Linked DNA regions of Homo sapiens: all the other regions are linked to region 3. Evidence: chromatin loops called from intact Hi-C (ENCODE). Cell type or tissue: GM12878. All regions are shown on one strand. Each heading gives the region's core, and the rest is flanking DNA. Links, peaks and the distances in the headings are about the cores only. Region 1 overlaps GOT1-DT (GOT1 divergent transcript). Region 2 overlaps ENTPD7 (ectonucleoside triphosphate diphosphohydrolase 7). Region 3 has its middle 23 kb from the start of NKX2-3.

What was found. A loop is a pair of places that touch in the nucleus more often than their neighbours do. Peaks named below come from ENCODE experiments on the same cell type or tissue, not always from the same donor. Only the 100,000 strongest peaks of a DNase experiment are listed, where the experiment ranks them.
Region 1: a loop joins it to region 3, with 4 times the contacts of the local background. A loop is called at or near these places in 18 of 110 quality-filtered maps.
Region 2: it touches region 3 in a loop (5-fold over the local background); 37 of 110 quality-filtered maps call a loop at or near these places.

Annotation. Positions count from the first base shown.
Region 1 is chr10:99,432,492-99,440,349 of GRCh38, reverse strand. GOT1-DT (GOT1 divergent transcript) reads right to left here. Exons shown (of 5, transcript NR_183993.1): 2 at 6,719-6,804; 3 at 6,410-6,610. Among named protein-coding and RNA genes, the nearest start is that of GOT1-DT, 5.5 kb to the right of the region's middle. In GM12878, for the core only: a CTCF peak has its summit at 4,154 (motif pointing left); no DNase peak of the experiment used is centred there.
Region 2 is chr10:99,709,569-99,713,266 of GRCh38, reverse strand. It overlaps ENTPD7 (ectonucleoside triphosphate diphosphohydrolase 7), which reads right to left. Exons shown (of 13, transcript NM_020354.5): 13 at 2,026-3,698. It overlaps COX15 (cytochrome c oxidase assembly factor COX15), which reads left to right. Exons shown (of 9, transcript NM_078470.6): 9 at 1-2,399. Among named protein-coding and RNA genes, the nearest start is that of COX15, 21 kb to the left of the region's middle. In GM12878, for the core only: a CTCF peak has its summit at 1,943 (motif pointing right); DNase peaks (open chromatin) are centred at 1,938 and 3,236; H3K27ac peaks cover 87 bases.
Region 3 is chr10:99,552,128-99,559,985 of GRCh38, reverse strand. No RefSeq gene overlaps it. Among named protein-coding and RNA genes, the nearest start is that of NKX2-3, 23 kb to the right of the region's middle. RefSeq lists an enhancer at 3,644-3,803. In GM12878, for the core only: no CTCF peak of the experiment used is centred there; a DNase peak (open chromatin) is centred at 3,855; H3K27me3 peaks cover 206 bases.

The sequences.
Region 1 (7,858 bases), core at 3,072-5,571, 120 kb after region 3:
TTAAACCAGTAATACACTAAAACATGATTTTAGAAATATGCTCTACCTCAAAGGGAAGTTGTGGGAATGATTTTTAGACATGATTTGATATCAAATATTCTGACTTTCTGGGGCAAAAGCATAATATAATTTCAAAAACAGTAACACTTTATGCATTCTTACATTTAGTAAGTTTTTACCGTGTGGGATGCAATATGGCACCATGGAGAAGTGACCCTGGAGGCAGACTGTGTTCATATCCCCACCATTGTCTAGCTGTGCCATCGTGGGCAAGTTACTTAATTGCTCTTTGCCTCAATTGCCTCATCTGTTAAATGGAATAATTAGACCACCTGCTTCACTTATACAACTTGAATGAGTTAGTGTTTGTGAAGAACTTAGAACAGTACCCAACATATAATAAGCACTATATAAATTCTTTTAAATAAACCTTTGTGATGTGTTAGACACGTATAAGTAGTGAACTAGTATCTATTAAACACTTGTTGCAGAACAAGTAATAATCATTAGGCAATTTTACATCTATTCTAATTAAAACTCGGATGCAAATATCCTCATTCATTCCTTCAGCCAATATTTATTGTCTGTTCGATGTCAGGAGCTGTTCTCGGTCTTTGGATACAGAATTGTGGGATTCATTTTTTTTCTTCAATTCTCAAGTTCAGGAGTACATGTGCAGGATGTGCAGGTTTGTTACATAGGTAAATGTGTGCCGTGGTGGTTTGCTGCATAGATCATCCTGTCACCTAGCTATTCAGCCAAGCATCCATTAGCTGTTCTTTCTGATGCCCTCCTTCCTCCTACTCCCACCCCTGACAGGCCCCAGTGTGTGTTATTCCCCTTCATGTATCCATGTGTTCTTCATCATTCAGCCCCACTTATGAGAACATGCAGTATTTGGCAGTATTTGGTTTTCTGTTCCTGCGTTAGTTTGCTACGGATAATGGGGATTCATATTTTTAAAAATCACTAATTTATTAACTAAGGAGCATCAATAGCTCCCCAGATTTCCAGATCAACTCTAAACTGTAGCACACCACATTGTTCTTTATTTAAAAATAGTTTCTCATAGTATCTGAAGTTTTAAGTTACTACACACATACATACTTTGCTTTGGAGAATTACTTTTTCCTGTCCTACTTCATTGTCATTGTTAGAAACTATCTAAATTTTCTATTCCTGTGAAGTGTCTCTCAAGCCTGTTTTTAAAAAATTTTTATTTATTTTTGTTGACTCAGCAGGTGACTTGTTACACACGCCTTAGTGGATTCGACTTCCATGGCCACTGTCCTGCTTCAAACCTGTCATTTTTATTTTCAATGAAAACTTGATTTTTTTTTAGGCTACAAAAATAATACATGTGTTTACTCTTTTTCTGTTAAAGCAAAGCTACAATGCATAACTGTATGCCTACATACCTATCTTTGAAAACTTGTATAAATTTCTTTAGGATAGATTCCTAGAGGAGAAATTGCTTGGTCAAATGGTATTATGTGCATTTTGACTGTTATTACCAAAATACAAGAAAAGGCTTTATTCATTGACAGTCTCCCCAATAGTGCATGTCATTGCTCTTTTCCCTCAACACTATTTTTTGAACATTTAAAATGTTTGTCAGTCTAATGGGTAAACATTGATAAATCAGCGTGGTTTCAATTTTATAATGAGGATGATTTTGGACATGTTTACTGGTTATTTGTATTTATTCTTTTCTGAATTTCTTTATATCCTAATTTTTCCACCAATACAATGAAGCTCTGACTATATAACAGATGTGACTAATAAGCATGTTGCAAATATTCTTCCATGTTATCACATATTTATTTATGGTGTCTATAGCCATGCAAAGTCAATTATTTTCTTTATAGCTTCTGAGATTGTGCCATGATTAGGAAAGTCTATTCTACCCTAATACTATGTTTCAAATATATTATTTTCCCTATATTGTTTAAAATATTTAAATCTTATATCCATCTATAATTTATTTTGTGCAAAGGAGAAACCAATTTTTTAATATATCAAACAAATCTGACATAATTGACGGTCACAACATCAGATGAAAATCTGTGCTTGAAAAGGTGCATTGTTTTTAAAAGAGTTAAATACAATCTTGCCATCTTGAGAGTTCCAGAACTCTCTACAGCCAATGCAAGGGCCTTTTCTAGGACAGTTTCCCGTCATACTCCAGGCCTCACACATACCGGCCAAATAAAAATGCTATTGTGATACCAATAGTGATTAGAAATAATACTTTATTTTCAGTAATTAACAAAAGTCAGATATCCTGAAAATCAAATAATTGGCAAGTGAGTTTATATTTTAACCTGATAATTTCCTTCTCATAAATGTTTAATTGTATGTTAGACATAAATCACTCAAGAAAGCATTTTATAGCGGCACCTTCTTTTCTGGCATCTATTTTCAGGTTTATAGAAAATGGCTAGGCCAGGCACAGTTGCTCATGCCTGTAATCCCACCACTTTGGGCTGCTGAGGCGGGTGGATCACTTGAGGTCTGGAGTTCTAGGCCAGTCTTGGCCAACATGGTAAAACACCATTTCTACTAAAAATACAAAAACTTGCCAGGCGTGGTGGCAGGCACATGTAATCCCAGCTACTCGGGAGGCTGAGGCAGGAGAATCACTTGAACCTGGGAGGCAGCAGTTGCAGTGAGCCAGGATGGTGCCACTGAACTCCAGCTTGGGCGACACAGCAAGACTCTGTCTCAAAAAAAAAGAATTCTGGATGAAAAAGTCCTAGAGATGTGTTGCACAACAATGTGCATATAGTAAACACTAATATACAGTATACTTAAAAATGATTAAGATGGTAAATACATGTTTTTTTACCACAATTTTAAAAAGAGTTAATTATGTCTTGTGGTTTATGTTTTTAATCAACCAACAAATATTTGAGTACCTAGATACCTTATTGTGGAGGATACCAAGAAGTGCAATTGATGGTTTCAGTTCTCAAGGAACTAGCAACCAAGTTGGGAGAAAATATTGAGTATACATAAAAGTTAATTAACAATCTCAGGCAATAGAATGATACCAAATGAGGAGAAGAGACATAAAGTCTTCTAGGCAGGAATCTTTTTGGGCTACAGTGATAGAAATATTCATTAGGTACTTAAATGGCTTTCAAACCATTTTAATACATATTTTCTAAATTGACCCTTTTAATAAATCTAGGAGGTATTATCTCCATTTAACAGATGAAATAAAAGCTCAGAGACTGTAATTTGCCCAACTTCACATGGCAGAGCTGGGAACTAGACTCAACGTCTTTCAGTGCTTATTCCTAGTGGGATTTATCTAAATTGGCATTGAAGATTTGCTGCCAAAAGAGTTTTCAGGGTTAAACAGAATCCAAATGTGCTAGGATTACCATGGTTTTGTATTTGCTAAAATTAGAATTATTCTGTCAGCTTGCTAAAGAGCATCAAGTAACTTTAGTAAAAAATAACAGATCATTTTTTCTTGCTGTTTACCGGTTAGGGAAACTCAAATCATACTGTGATAGAATGACGACGAGCATACAAGGCTTCAATTTCACTACTTATACACAGCCATTTAGCCAACTGCAGTCCCATGAAAGACATTCTTTACCCATCTTGTCTGACACCACTCCTTAAAGTCATAATACACATACTGTATTTGAGCTAGTTCTGACCTGACCCACGTATGACAGAGAGCAACACTAACACAGCAGAATAAAGGCAGTGAATAAGAATTTAGAAGCACTTATCAGGGCTAAGACTATATGAGTTACACACATTTTTTAAAACTACATCCTGCTATTTCAGTAGATTGACTTCTATCCAGAACGTGCAGGAGCATTAGGTCTGTTCATACAATAACCCTATCTGATTACCCAGGGTCAAGCTACTGTTTATCTTTACTAGACAGAACCCATATCCTGAGTGGGGGACCTCAAACCTTCCGTGTTTTTTGCATTACCTGGTGCACCACTTCCAGGTAATGCAGGCTCTGACATTCTTTATACATAATCACCTAAACCATAATAAAAATACTCCAATTTTTTGTTTTTTTTTAATGGTAAAAGTAAACACAGACACAGGGGTCAGGAGCTTTGCCTTTATTTTCCTTCTCAAGAGTGCTCAACATTTTGCAAAAGAAGGATAGTGCTGCCCTCTACTGCTCAATGTTGAAATATTATTAATAAACGAGGTTCCTACTAGCTTTGTGTACTAGATTACCACAATTTATTACACTGTTTTAAACGAACCCTTTAAGAGTTATTTAAAAGACTGTGTTCTTGGCAAACACATTGAATTTGTTTCCTTCATTATCTCTTCATATACCTTCATCTTGTACCAAAGAGTAGGATTTTAGGACACGACACAACCAAAAGAAGGACATTACAACTTTGGGGAAGAAAGCTTAACATGGCTCTAGAAGTAAGAGACTGTACTGGTGATCCATTTAAGGAGAAACGGGGCAAGGAGAGGAAATTTTCTTCTGACTTCAAGGTCTGTAGCCTTCCCATTCTTCTGTTATTTGGAGTGTCTTCATTTGTTTTTTTGCTAAGGCAATCCATTTCCTTCTTTCTGTTTCTTTGGAGAAGGCTGCTGCCCCAGGATGTGGAGAGAATAGTGTTTCTAAAACATTTTTCTATTCTTCAGAAAAAGATAATATAGCTATACAAAGGGCTATCATTAACATTTACATTTTAATTAATTATTAATAAAGTTGTCTTATTACCTTTAAATTGCCTTGAGATTTTATAGATCTCTACAAAGACTTCTTGGAGGGCTCTAGATATTTTGAAAATTGTGTTCTCTGTTTTCTTTTCCATTTGAAAAATATTTCGGAGTACATGCCTGCAAGGGGCCAGATCAGGCAGACTTCAAAGAGAGTTTGCCTAACCATTAGCACCCTACAGCAACCCAGGGACGAATTTCCTCATATGACAATAGTAAAAACAATAATTTCTATAACTGTGTTAAATGTGTGTATATCAACACTAAGCAAAATTCTTTTTAAAAGTAAATTACATATAAGAATATTAAAACTCAGACACATCAAGTAATTTACTCAAAGTTTCAAAACTATAAGAGGCAAAGCTAGAATTTGACTCCAGGCCCCAGCCTACGTACTGTTCTAGTATACCGCTAGTAATTTAATAAAAAAGCTAAACAAATCTCAAAGGCAAGTGCTTGTAAACAACATCTGTGATGATAATAACGGTCCCAGTTAATACCTGAGTACTAAGTGTCAAGTACAATTCAGTTTTGTATGAAATCATTTAATTAAATTAAATCATTTAATCCTCATAGCAATCCCATGAGGTAGAACTATTATTATTCCCAGATGAGGAAACTGAGGCATACAGAGGCAATCTAGTTCCAGAGGCCATGCTTTTAACCATTATGCTAAACTGTTTCTTAAGCAACATACGAAAACTATACAACACAATTTCTAAATGGTGCCATGGAACTTAGTCACGTTCAACAAGTAAGTAAAACCATCAGTAGTTTTCAGTCCTATTGATCTATCTGTTATACAAAGATTTCAGCAGCTTTAAATAAAGTTCTGCATATGTGGGTACTCAGTTCAGGAACTAACCTTAGACCGTGTCCACTCTATGCCCTTCTATGAGGTAGGAAACAGAAAAATACCCTCACTTGGTTCAATCCATGTGTGCGGATTATGGGAGGAGTCATACGTAAGGGAGGGAAGGAGAGAACTGAGGGAAGAGAAGGAGACATGATTCCATGAAGGCACACTCACGAAACAAGCCAGTGAATTTGAGAGGAGAGGTGATAAAGGATCACTTTCCTTAGGAAGAAGAGTAAACTCATTACAGTGGGAGAACAGCAACACCTCAGGAGCCCTATGCTTATCTTATCGCACACTATTTAGCCACACTGTGCCTCTATAACAGATCTCATACGGCTTTGGTTTTTAAAGAAACATTTGCTCAGCACACAACTCAGCTTCTAAATAATATCCTACCCATAGTGCCAGCACTCACCCAAATATAACGACTCCAAAGAATGACAAACTCATCCCTCCCCTGACTTTTTCCTAAGTTTAGACCTTCGGGTATTCAGGGGCAAGACTGAGTAAAATAAGCATGTGTGGCCTGGTGCAGTAGCTCACGCCTGTAATCTCAACACTTTGGGAGGCCGATTGCTTGGCCCAGGAGTTCGAGACCAGCTTGGCCAACACGGCGAAACCCCATCTCTACAAAAATTAGCTGCGCATGTTGGTGCACACCTGTGGTCCCAGCTACTTGAGAGGTTGAGGTGGGACAATCACCTGAGCCCAGGAGGCAGAGGTTGCAGTGAGCCAAGATCGTGCCACTGCACTCCAGCCTATGCAACAGAGTAAGGCTCTGTCTGAAAAAAACCCAAAACACCATCCACATGCAGATTTACTTACAGGTTCATGCAGTGCTCACTGCTCTTCTTGCCTGTCCAGCCCTGCAGGCTTCAGATTTCCAAGACAGTATGTTCTAAAGGAATTCATTCCAGGTGATGCTGTTGCTATATGGGTTCCCAGTTCCTCTTTTCCACTTCTTTTGAAGAAAAGGTTTCAGGGACAGGAGCAGGGGAAGGCAGAAGAAAGATGCTAGGAGGACTTCTGAACAGACAGTCATAAGGAAGGCAGGAGGCAGTGAGAACACCAGGCTCTTTCTCTTCTGACCCTTACTGCTCTTTCCCTGGACACTCACTTTATCTGGCTGCCTACCTGTCTGGGCAGCATCCAGCTCTTGAGTTGTTTGCTTGAATTATCCATTCAGCAAGGAGGCAGTGTTGAGTCAATTCTAAGCAATTCTAAATTTAAAGTGTTAAAATTAGCGATGACTTGGAAAGCATTCTGTTTATTTCAAGACTGGCATTAAATTAGAGGGGCAGCCTACAAGGCTCAAGACAGAAAGGTACTGCACTTAATCTCCAAGAACCTCACACTCCCTAGGAAAGCAGTTTGAGACTTGGATCCTACATAATATATAGGCTTCCTTCTCCCCCAGTAATTGCCTTTTAAAATTCAGAGCAGATATTGTGGGGACATGGAGAAAAACTGCACATGGCACCTTCTTTGTCCCTATCAGCATTGGCTTGATTATGGGGCGGCTTAGGATGTTAATAAATATTTGGTCTTCGCCAACATTGTTTAGGTAACCTAGGGTTGTTTTTCTCCCAGGGAATGACGTAGGGAGTGACCATGATATTGCTGGCCAACGCTGTGAAGATCATACTTTTAAATCAAATTCTGGGAAGGTTAGGCTATACAATGCCCCCCTCAGCAGTTGCCCTCTGCCCCTGCTTTTGGAAGCACTGAAAGTTCGTTGTCATTTGACCTTCAGTGTTGAACTTGTAATGCTTAAAATGTTATTAGTGAAACACTGTGGGCAGTTACCTTTAAAACCAGAGGCAATGTTTTGGAAAAGAAATAGATAACACAAAAAGTTGACGGATGTTATACAAAGTTCTTTGGCTTGTGTTTATTACTCTGAATGAAAATTCATTTTAAGATTTATAGTATTATCCAGTGGAGAGGGGCTGTGATATTGTTTTCTTCTGAAACACCAAGAGAATTGACTCTTCTACCATTTGTTGAAGGCTTAGTAAGTGCAAGAAACCTAGGGAGACTCACAGGTCCCTAGCCAAAAGAAGCTACATGGCCAACAAGCATATAAAATACTCAACATCACTAATCACTAGAGAAACCCAAATCAAAACTACAATGAGATATCATCTCACACCAGTCAGAATGGCTATTAATAAAAGTCAAGAAATAACAGATGCTGGTTTCTGGTGAGGTTGTGGAGAAAAGGGAATGCTTATACAATGCTGGTGGGAATGTAAATTAGTTCAGTAACCGCGG
Region 2 (3,698 bases), core at 751-3,250, 160 kb before region 3:
CTGAAGAAACCTGGCCTTATATCATTTCATATAAAAAAGACGGGATTTTAGTTGTCCTCAGGTTCAATATGAACCAAGTAGTATTCATGTTGTTATTATATGATAACAGAAAAATTAGTGGTACTTCAGGTTTTATCAGTAGAAGTGTCACAGCCATAGTCAAAATACCCCTAACATACTGCATTTCACTCTGGGTACCAAATTTAAGCAAGATATTGATGGCCACTAAGTGTGTATCCAGAAGAAGAGATCAGAATGATGAGTCCAGAACCCCTGTCACACAGGGAATAGGTGAAGGAACTAGGGATATTTAACTGGAGCAGAGAACATCTGGAGAGAGAGCAAGATTCCTGTCCTTGAGAAGTTGAAGCCGTCTCATGCAGAAGAGGGAATGAGCTTCCATTATGCTGCAGAGCTGGCAGCAATGGATGAAAGTTGCAGGAAGTTAGTTTTAGTTCTGTAGAAGGCAAGAGTAGGGTAGACCAAATCAAATGCTCACTGGGGTCAGGCTGATGGAGACAGTAACACTGGCGAGCAGGTGCCCCAGCTCGGACTATACTGCTGAGTTCTGGTCTGTTGCTGCCACTCTACAGGTCCAGGGTTGTTAGATCTTCTGGGTTTTTGTTTTGCTTTTTGAAATAAGGAAAATAAGCTTATCTTAAGTTTATTTTTCCTTGGATATACCTAGATTCCATACAGTGACAATACAAATACAAAGGAAGAACATCTGGATTTCATCCTTGACCTCATTTACAAAGCAAAAAGAGATGCTGGATTCAGATATAAATGTTTAATTTTGCAGTGTTTAAGTCAGCAAATCTTCTGTTTTTTAAAAATAAGCCACATATCTAGATTTTTCTGTGAAAGCTCTCAATTAAGTGTTGGGAACTAATTTCAAGATTTTAAAAAATGTTATGCAGGCTTAACGTGTCTGAGAGCCATAAATGACCTAACGTTTCCCGTTAGTCTCTGAACTAGGTGATCTCAGTTCTCTTTCAACTCCAGTACTCTGTAAGTTTCTGTGACCTGTAGTGTACCATTCTCAGGTGGTGATATGGTTTGGATGTTTTGTCCCCTCCAAATCTCATGTTCAAAGTGTGACATTCAGTGTTAGAGGTGGGCCTAGTAGGAGGTATTTGGGTCATGGGGGCGGATCCCTTATGTATGACTTTGTGCCATCCCCATAGTAATGAGTGAGTTCTCACTCTGGTTGTTTATGCAAGAGCTGGTTGTTTAAAAGAGCCTGGAACTTCCTCCTCTCTCGCTTGCTCTCTCTCACCATGTGACACACTGGCTCCCCTTCACCTTCTGCCATGATTGTAAGCTTCGTGAGGCCCTCACCAGAAGCAGATGCCAGCGCCATGCTTCCTATACAGTTCTATGCAGAACAGTGAGCCAAATAAACCTCTTTTCTTTCTAAAAATTGTCAGTATTTCCTTATAGCAATGCAAGCCGACTAACACAGGTGATTCTTAGCAAAACAGTTTGTCAATTTTTCATAAATGCTGGACCCTGGCTGGGCTTATGCTATTGCCTAGAAGAGATTCCCAACTTCTCTCTTATTTGAATCTTAGAAAAATCCCAAAGCCCAAGCCTCATCTAAGACCAATTAAGTCACAATCCCTGGAGGAAGTAAAAGGCATATTTTTAAAGTTCCCCAGGTGATTCCAATGTGCAGACAAGTCTAGGGACCACTGGCTTAGGTCCTAATAGCCTAGTTACCTTAGAAAGTTCTGACTAGCTTATTCCCATTCCCTTCTAATTTCCACCCCACCTTATCATTTGATCTGCTATGTTGCTCCTATTAGTATGTTAGTAGGATATGGTCTCTTCTGGATAGAATCCTTCAAAGAAAGGGAACTGTAGTTCCTGAGGCAGGTTCCCACACCATCCTCTCCTGATCCTCAAACCCAGGTTGTCCTTAGTTAGTAACTGAGTCAGCAGAGGGCAGTATGACCCAACCCAAAGAACCATATATTAATGCTTCTACAGTTGCCTCCAAGGAAGTAGCAACTCATGAGTAAGTTAAGGTTTCAGATGTTTTACTTCATTTTTCTTTTATTACAGATGATGAGTACATTTGGAAAAACAACTGGTTGCATTTAGCTATATAACTGTATTATATCTATGAGCTTCTGGTGAATGATTATCTTAGGGTTTTTTTTGTATTTATGTTATTCCCAGCACTCCCAGACACATATCAAATATTGAATTAGTGAATGCATGAATGGAAAATGGATAATTACAGATTGATGTTCCAAATACCTTTTTCCAAAAAAACAAGTCATCACATACCTATAGGATTAAATAGATTTCCCTTAATATTTTCAAAGGTCTCTCTGCACTTACGTCCATTGTTTTTAAAACATGAAGGAAATTAAAACACATGGCTTTCTTAATCAGTCAACCTAGAATTTTTTGTCTGTAACTTAGACTGACAAATACTATCTATTGTAGCAGGGGTAATGACTAGCAACTCCCTAAAGCAATGTTGGTTGCAGAGATCAACACTGATAATCATGATTTTAGGATAACCAGTTTATCTACAGCTACCCTTGTGGTCCTGGGATGAATGGTGGGTTATATATCAGCATATGTAACACATATACCCATGTCCCTGCATAAGGGAGAATGCATCACCTCTCTAACATGCATCACACATTTTCCTCAACACTGACCTAAAATGTTTGTCAGTGAGAATTTTAAGAATTCAAAATTCAACAAAATTATTGTTTAATGTGAAGCAGTAGAAAAAACAGAGTCTTAACAACTCCCCAAAGCAATGTAATACAGGCAGCCTTTGGTTTTTTAAAGTGTAGATCATAATAAAAAGATGTCTTTCACTACACTCCGCAGAGGCCATTGATCAAGGTAGAAATAAAGGGGGAGTACATGGCATGTACTTCAGGACTTCAACTAAAGGGTAATTGTGGAATGAGAATTTCAAATACAACATAGTAACTGAAACACTAGAAACCAAAGTATGTGTCTGGGATCCCTGCTTGCAGAAAAACATTTATGAAGCTAGTAAGGGGCGTCTTCACCAGCAGCAGGCCAAATGCCGGCAAGTGCTCTGTAGGAGGGGCCACTTAGGAAAGTACCAGGGCTGCCTTGGAGTGGAGAAGGAGGAGTGGCCACCAGAGGGTATACAAGTGGTTGCCCTTTAAAAGAAGAGGCTCAGGAGCAGACATGTCTTTATGCTAGCCTGAAGTCATGCATGTGTGGCTATACATAGCCTGTGATTCAGAAGACTTTTCAACTTTGGTTTTCATAAAAATGGCAAGCAATGATGGATTACATTTTAAAAGTGAAAGCCCTTGTAGTATGAGTAATGATTCAGTTTTACTAATAAAAGGATCTCCGTATTGCTCAGATTTTCAGAGAAACAAAATGGTCAACTGGTGTGTTATTCCTTCCTCGTCCCTCTGATAACGGTACTGACAAACTGGAAAATAATGAAATATTAGAGCAAAAGAGAAATGTGTAATAACACAAGAGAAGTCTATTAGGATATAAGGAAGATAAGTAGACAGAGCAGGCTTAAAATGAAGCTTGAACAAGCCATCTGCAGAAACAGAAAACAGGGTAGATGGGACACCCAAACAGGGTGCCACAGCTTTCCAACTTAGATCCAGGTTATGAGAGAATGAGCCAAGAACACAACCTAAAAGTTTTCAATTTGAGGTATATTCACTGTT
Region 3 (7,858 bases), core at 2,619-5,118:
GGCTGCGGTGAGCCATGATTGGTCCACTACTGCACTCCAGCTTTGATGACAAAGTGAGACCCTGTCTCAAAAAAAAAAAAAAAAAAAAAAAAAAAAAAGGAAGAAAAAGTAGATTTATGGTTGCCAGGAGGCTGAGGAAAGGGTGAATGGGGAGTAACTGCTAAAGAATATGGGGTTTCTTTTTGGAGTGATGGAAATATTCTGGGCCGGGCGCACGCTTATGCCTGTAATCCCAACATTTTGGGAGGCCAAAGTGGGCAGATTGCTTGAGCTCAGGAGTTCAAGACCAGCCTGGTCAAAAGAGCAAAACCTCATCTCTACAAAAAATTAGCTGGGTGTGATGGTGCATGCCTGTGGTCCCAGCTACTTGGGATGCTGAGTTGGGAGGATCACCTGAGCATGGCAGGCAGAGGTTGTAGTGAGCTGAGATCACGCCACTGCACTCAGCCTGGGTGACAGAGTGTGACCCTGTCTTAAAAAAAAAAAAAGTTAAAAAAAGAAAATATTCTGGAATTACATAGTAGTAATGATTGCACAAATCTATAAATATACTAGCAATCACTGAATTTTACACAATTTAAAAGGGTGAAGATTATGGTATGTGAACTGTATCTCGAAGATGTTTAAAGACAAAAAAAGAGCTTCATAAATAATTGTATTTAAGTTACACCTCAATAAAGATAATAATAAAAGGGGAGAAGGCTTCACCAGCTTCCTCCTTGACTTTGGAAAGTTGGTCAGAAACACTTGTTTGCCTGGAGGATGGGACAAATTCCTACAAAGCCAGAGTCTCAGCTTCCAAAGCCTCCAGTGGGGAGACCTGCAGGGACTGGGGAGAGCCCAAGTGACATCTCAAGACCTCAGACACCCTCGGTCCTTCCTAAGGGAGCACAAATAGGGACACATGAATCCATCCTAACACACCTGGAGGGCTGTCATGGGACAGAGGGACTGGGCTTCTGAGTGACTCCAGTGAGCAGAAATAGGACCCGTGGAGGAAATGACAAGACAACACAGTCTGGTCAATAAGAAGAAAGAGTCCTGAGGGACTGGAGCGGTCCAGATGTGGTGTGGGTCACGCCCTGTGTGAGTGCCCAACCTGGGCTGCACTCAAGCCAGGCCGCAGAACCACATCTGGGACCTTGTATATTGATGTAGTCTCCTGGCAGGGGACTGGGTGTTCCAACACAGAGATCCTCAGAGACAATATAAAGGATGAAGGAGGAAACAAGAAGAAACTGGTGAGAAGGGAGAGTCCAGAGAGGGTGCTGGCAGAATCCATGAGAGAGACATCTCCGTGGGCATCCTCTCAGTGTGAAGGCGGCTGTTTCTTAGCAGATGAGCCTTCAGATGAAGCCGGCATAGCTGTCAGCAGAGCTAGACTATAGACAAACCCTGAGGAAACATTATTCAAATTTATGTTTATTTATTTATGTATTTATTTATTTTAAACGGAGTCTTGCTCTGTCACCCAGGCCGGAGTCCAGTGGCACGATCTTGGCTCACAGCAACCTCCACCTCCCAGGTTTAAGCGATTCTTGTGCCTCAGCCTCCTGAGTAGCTGGGATTACACGCACCCACAACCATGTCCAGCTAATTTTTGTATTATTAGCAGAGACGGGGTTTCGCCACGTTGGCCAGACTGGTTTCGAACTCCTGACCTCAGGTGATCTGCTTGCCTCAGCCTCCCAAAGTGCTGGAATTACAGGTGTTAGCCACTGTGCCCAGCCTCAAATTTAAACCCTCAAATACTCTCAGGCAGTAGTAGGTAGTGATTAAGCTAAAGGGTCTGGGGTTTTGCCAGTCCTGGGTTCAAATACTGACCCACTGCTTAAAGGCTGTGTGATCCTGGGTAATGCTTTAAGATTTCTGAGCCTCCTTTTCCCTGGTTAAAAAAAAAAAAAAAGGAGGCTGGGTGTGGTGGCTCACGCCTGTAATCCAGCACTTTGGGAGGCCATGGCGGACAGATCACTTGAGGTCAGGAGTTTGAGACCAGCTTGGCCAACATGGTGAAACCCAATTTCTACTAAAAATACAAAAATTAGCTGGGCGTGGTGGCAGGCACCTGTAGTCCCATCTATTTGGGAGGCTGAGGCAAGAGAATTGCTTGAATTCGGGAGGCAGAGGTTGCAGTGAGCTGAGATTGTGCCACTGCACTCCAGCCTGGGCACCTCAGTCCATCAAAAAAAAAAAAAAAAAAAAAAAAAAAGAAAGAAATAATAACAGGACTTACCTCACAGATTTGTTCTGAGGATTAAACCAAGTAATGTAAATAAAGCACTTTAGCCTATCATATATTAATAGTAGCTATTTCCAATTGAGCTAAACACATTTAATTATGTCGAAACTATTAGGTTTTTTTGGTAGATATAGGTAGCTGGCAAACATTATGGGTTGCTGAAAGCTATCTACTCCTCCTACAACTTCACATCACACAAGTTTTGAGTCAAATTCTGCCACATTTTGTAGACAAAAGACACACTTTTATCAGCCAATTCACACAAAAATAATCTGTTTTGAAAGCTGATTACAGCTCTGTCCTTCTGCGTGCTCCAAACATGCCCTGCATGAAAGGTCTGCTTGAGGGGGACTCCATAATCTGGAGGCAGGATTAGGTTAACCTAAGGCTTTGGGCAACTTGATTCCCTTGGCCTCATGGCTGGACTTGGGAACATTTCAGAATCTAGCCTCAGGTACCACCCAGAAAGGTGAAATAGATAGGGCCCAGCAGATTCTTTTTTCTTATCATGAAAGGGCAGAGAGTGACTGCAAACTATTCCAGCCAACTTGCATATCTTGGATACCACTGAGTCATGGGGCTTTTTCTTTCTTTTTTTTTTTTTGATGGAGTCTCGCTGTGTCGCCCAGGCTGGAGTACAGTGGCGCAATCTCAGCTCACTGTAACCTCTGCCTCCCAGGTTCAAGCGATTCTCCTGCCTTAGCCTCCCAAGTAGCTGTGACTATTGGTGCGTGCCACCACGGCCGGCAAACTTTTTGTATTTTTAGTGGAGACAGGGTTTCACTGTATTAGCCAGGATGGTCTCGATCTCCTGACCTCGTGATCTGCCCGCCTCGGCCTCCCAAAGTGCTGGATTACAGGCATGAGCCACCGTGCCAAGCCTGTTTGTTTTTGAGATAGGGCCTCGCTCTATCACCCGGGCTGTAGTGCAGTGTCAAGACCACATCTCACTGCAGCCTTGACTTCCTGGGCTCATGTGATTCTCCCACTCCAGCCTCCCAAGTAGCTGGGACCACAAGTATACACCACCATGCCCAGCTAATTTTTAAATTTTTGTAAAGACAGGGTCTCACTATGTTGCCCAGGCTGGTCTCAAACTCCTGGGCTCAAGCAATCCTCTCACCTTGGCTTTCCAAAGTGCTGGGATTACAGGTGTGAGCCACTGTGCCCGGTCTGGATACCATTGATTTTTAATGCTTAGCACTCATTTCTAACTGGGCTTATTAACACACATCTTTTCCCCAGTGAATCCCCATCCAATATATTTATTATGCTCATTACAATGCTGTGGTGCTAATGGGAGACAACAAAAGGCCATGTAGTAGCAGTGAATGTTTGACTAAATGCTAGCTGATCACTTCCGTATTATGTACAACCTCAGATTAAAGGGCTGACCTCCTCTAGAGCACAGTTTAAGTGAACATATATTTGCTATTATACTGTAGACCACAGACATCTGAGAGCTGACTGCATTTCTCCAGTGCTTCATACTTCTGAAATAGAAACTTGCTTTTAGTTTAGAGCAAAACACCTAGATTCAGAGTCCATTAACATTACAGAAAGCCTCCTATGAGCCAGGCAATTTTTTAAATCCTTCAGCTCATTTACATCTCACCACAGCCCTTTGAGGTGCAGAGTATGACTCACTTTATCGATGAGGAAACTGTGGTTCAGAGAGGTTAAGTTACTTGTCCGAAGCGGTCAGATATTAGGCAGAGGAACAAGGAAAAAAAAAAAAAGAATAAGAATCTCTCTGTAAAAGCAATATCTCACTTTAGGTGAGCATCAAAAAGGAGACTAAGTGTGGTCACCGAGCCTGCCTCCCATTTCCTGCAGAGAGCCTGCCCTTAGTAAGGAAGGCATTTTTCTTCTCGTGTCATTTCAGTGCATCTAATTTACCTCCATTTGGGCATTAATTTCATGCTTTCGATTGACTGCAGAGAAGTATTCTCTTTTCTTGCGGTCCGGCTGAGGATCTCCAGGCCTGTTCATGCTGCCTGGGCCATGCCCAGTCCCAGACCACCCCCATCTAGAGTTACAGCGAGCTGAGGGCTAGGGTTACTGCACTTAACACTGAAAGGCCCCCTCATTTCAGCCTTTTAGAGCCAGGAGGCTCATCGCTCATCACTCATCACTTGCCAGTTGGCCGTTGTATTTAGGGCTTGCTTTGTTTCTGCAAGTGCTGAAAACAAGCACTGGGTGAGGGGCCATCGAGAATGGAACAGGCTGAGCAGGACTGGAGGATGAGTGACAGGGGAATTAGGAGAGGCGACATTCCCAGGGTGTTGGGCTCGTGGACACGCGTGAGGGTTTCCACGGTTGACACTGTGCTTGTGACGAAGGACCGCCATGCACTGTTCCCAAATGGGATGACTGAGGGCCTACTACGTGCAAAGCATTTTTAAATGGGAACTTCAACACAGACCCTGTCTTTGAGGAGAGGCTTATAGGAAAAGGATAGGGTAGGTTTCCCCCAAATTTACCCCCAACACACACAATCAATCTGTTCCTCCTCCTCTCCCCTTCACATATCTCCAGTCTCCATGAAAGATAATTGCCCAAAGATGTAGAATATTTGGCAAAAAGAAGGTGAAGAAAAAAGAATGAGAATCTCTCTGTAAATGTGTCATTTCACTTTATGCGAGGAACAAAAATGAGAACAAGTGTGGCCACTAAGCCTGCCTCCCATCTGCAGAAAGCCTGCCCTTAGAAAGAAGATTCATTTATCCTCTCATGTCACTTACCTTCTCACCTAGTCCAGGAATCAGGAAGTCATCCTGGAGTCTCCCCTCTCCTGCACCTCTTACATCTGATCAACTATCACATCCTCCAAATATTATCTCCCCTTCTTTCCCATTTCTATGACCCTGGTTTAGTATTTCCTTGTCTCTTGCTGGGACTATTGCAATAGCTCCCCATGAGTTTCCCTGATCCAGGATCAGCCTCTTAGCCCACCCGCTCTCCACTGCAGCCAGAGTGATCTCTCTAAAGCGCACAGCTAATCACAGTGGAAATCTGCCCGCAGCTTTCCCATCACCCACAACATAAAGCCCAAGCTCCCTATTCATTCCGTCTCTCTTTCAGTAAGTATTTGATGAGCACATTCTGTGTCCTAGGATCAAGTATACTATGCCAGGATCCAGAATACAGGAGTGAAGGAAATCGACATAGTCTTTGTCCTCAGGAAGTTTTCAGTCTAGTGAGGGAAACAAGACAAGTAAATAAGGAAACATAATATCAAGTTGTGACACAAGCTGCCAAGTAAAGGAACTGGGGGCTAGGATAAAGAATAACCATGAGTATCAGAATCACAGATAGCTATGAGAGAGAGAGGAGAGATAGAGAGAGAGAGGAGAGAGAAAGAGAGGAGGATGAATAATAGTGGGCACCTACTTATGACCAGACACTCAGGGGGCATCTATGAGAACTGAAGAAGGAGTAGGAGGTGGCTGGAGGAAGAATGGGCACAGCACAAAGGAGCTTGATGCATTTGAGAAGCAGAAGGCAGTCGTGTGGCTGCACAGTGATGAGCCGCCGGGAGGCAGGGAGAGTGTGGGGTGGGGAGAGACAGGGTTGGACCGTGCCTTGTAGGCCACGAGGAAGCATCTGGATTGCATTGTAAGGACACAGGAAAGTCACTGAAGGCTTTTAAGCAGGTAAGTCATGCAATCTGACTTACATTCTTAGCACATCACTTTGGTGACTGCCTGAAGATTGGCTCAGAGGGACACAAGAGAAGTCACATTATGTGGTGAATTGAGTCCCCCAAAATTCATGTGTTAAAGTCCAAATGCCCAATACCTCAAAATGTGACTGTATTAGGAGACAGAGTCTTTAAAGTGGCAATTAAGTCAAAGTGAGGTCATTAGGGTGAGTCCTGACTCAATAGGACTGGTGTCCTCATAAGAAGAGGGGATCGGGACACAGACACACACACAGGGAAGACCACGTGAAGACAGGGAGAAGAAGACCGCCATCTACAAAGGAAGGAGAGAGGTGTCGGAAGAAACCAACCCTGCTGACACTTTCACCTTCGACATCTAGTCTCCAGATTTGTGAGAAAGTCGATTTCTGTTGTTCAAGCCACCCAGACGGTGGCACTCTGTTACAGCAGCCCTGGCAAACGAACACCAGAGGGCTGTCCAGTTAAGGGCCCATAGCCAGGCATGGTGACTCACGCCTGTAATCCCAGTACTTCGGGAGGCTGAGGCAGGTGGATCACGAGGTCAGGAGTCTGAGACCAGCCTGGTAGTGAAACCCCGTCTCTACTAAAAATACAAAAATTAGCGGGGCATGGTGGTGCGTGCCTGTAGTCCCAGCTACTTGGAAGGCTGAGGCAGGAGAATCACTTGAACCCAGGAGGTGGAGGCTGTGGTGAGCCAAGATCACACCACTGCACTAGGCAACAGAGTGAGACTCCATATCAAAAAAAAAAAAAAAAAAAAAAGAGCCTACTGAAGGGGCTGGGCTGGGGGAAAGATGAGGGTGGCTCTTTCTGGAGGAGAGAAAGAGGAGATGGACTTCAGCAAGAGCATAAAGTTCGATCTACAGAACTCTGCGATGGGCTAAGGTGAGGAGGATGGAAGGACTGAGGAAGATGCCCAGGTTTCTAACCTGTGCTAAGAGATGATGGTGGGGCCCTTCACTGAGGTGGGAGAGACGAGGGAGAAATAGGAGTGGGAAGGGAAGGGAGACACCTGATCACAACCTCCGTGGATTTCCATGTTTTCTATGACAACTGAGATAACTTCGGCTGCCCCCCAAAATAAATAAATTAACCCAACATAAGGGTTTTTTTTTAAATTAATAGACTTTATTTTGGGGAATATTTTTAGATTCACCAAAAATTAAGCAGAAAGTATGAGAATTCTCTTTTTTAAATCTTACATTTTTATTTTTATTTTTATTTTTGAGAAAGGGTCTCAGCTCTGTCACCTAGGCTGGAATGCCATGGCACAGTCACAGCTCACTGCAGCCTCACCCTCCCAGGCTCAAGTGATCCTCCCCGCTCAGCCTCTTGAGTAGCTGGGACTACAGGGGTGTGCCACCATATCTGGCTAATTTTTTCATTTTTGTAGAGATGGGGGTCCCACTAGGATGCCCAGGCTGGCCTCGAACTCCTGGGCTCAAACAATACACCCACATCAGCTTCCCAAATGCTGGGATCACAGACGTCAGCCACTGCACTCAGCCAAGAATTCTCATATGCCCTTCTCCTCTGCATGATTTCTCTTATCATTCCAACATAAATTTTTTAAAATTATTTTTAATTGGCAAATAAAAATAGTGTGTATTTATGTTGTACAACATGATATTTTCATGTGTACACAATGTGCAATAGCTGAATCAAGCTAATTAACAATCTATTACCTCCCATACTTATCATTTATTTGTAGTGAAAACACTTAAAATCCACCCTCTTAGCAATTTTTAAGTATACAATACATTGTTAATAACTGTCATCATCATGTTGTACAACAGGTCTCTTGAATTTATTCCTCTTGTTTAACTGAAATTTTGTAACTTTGTCTGCCACCTCTCCTCCCATCCCCATTCCCGGTAACCACTGTTGTACTCTCAGCTTCTGAGTTCAACTTTTTAAGATTTCACATACAAGTG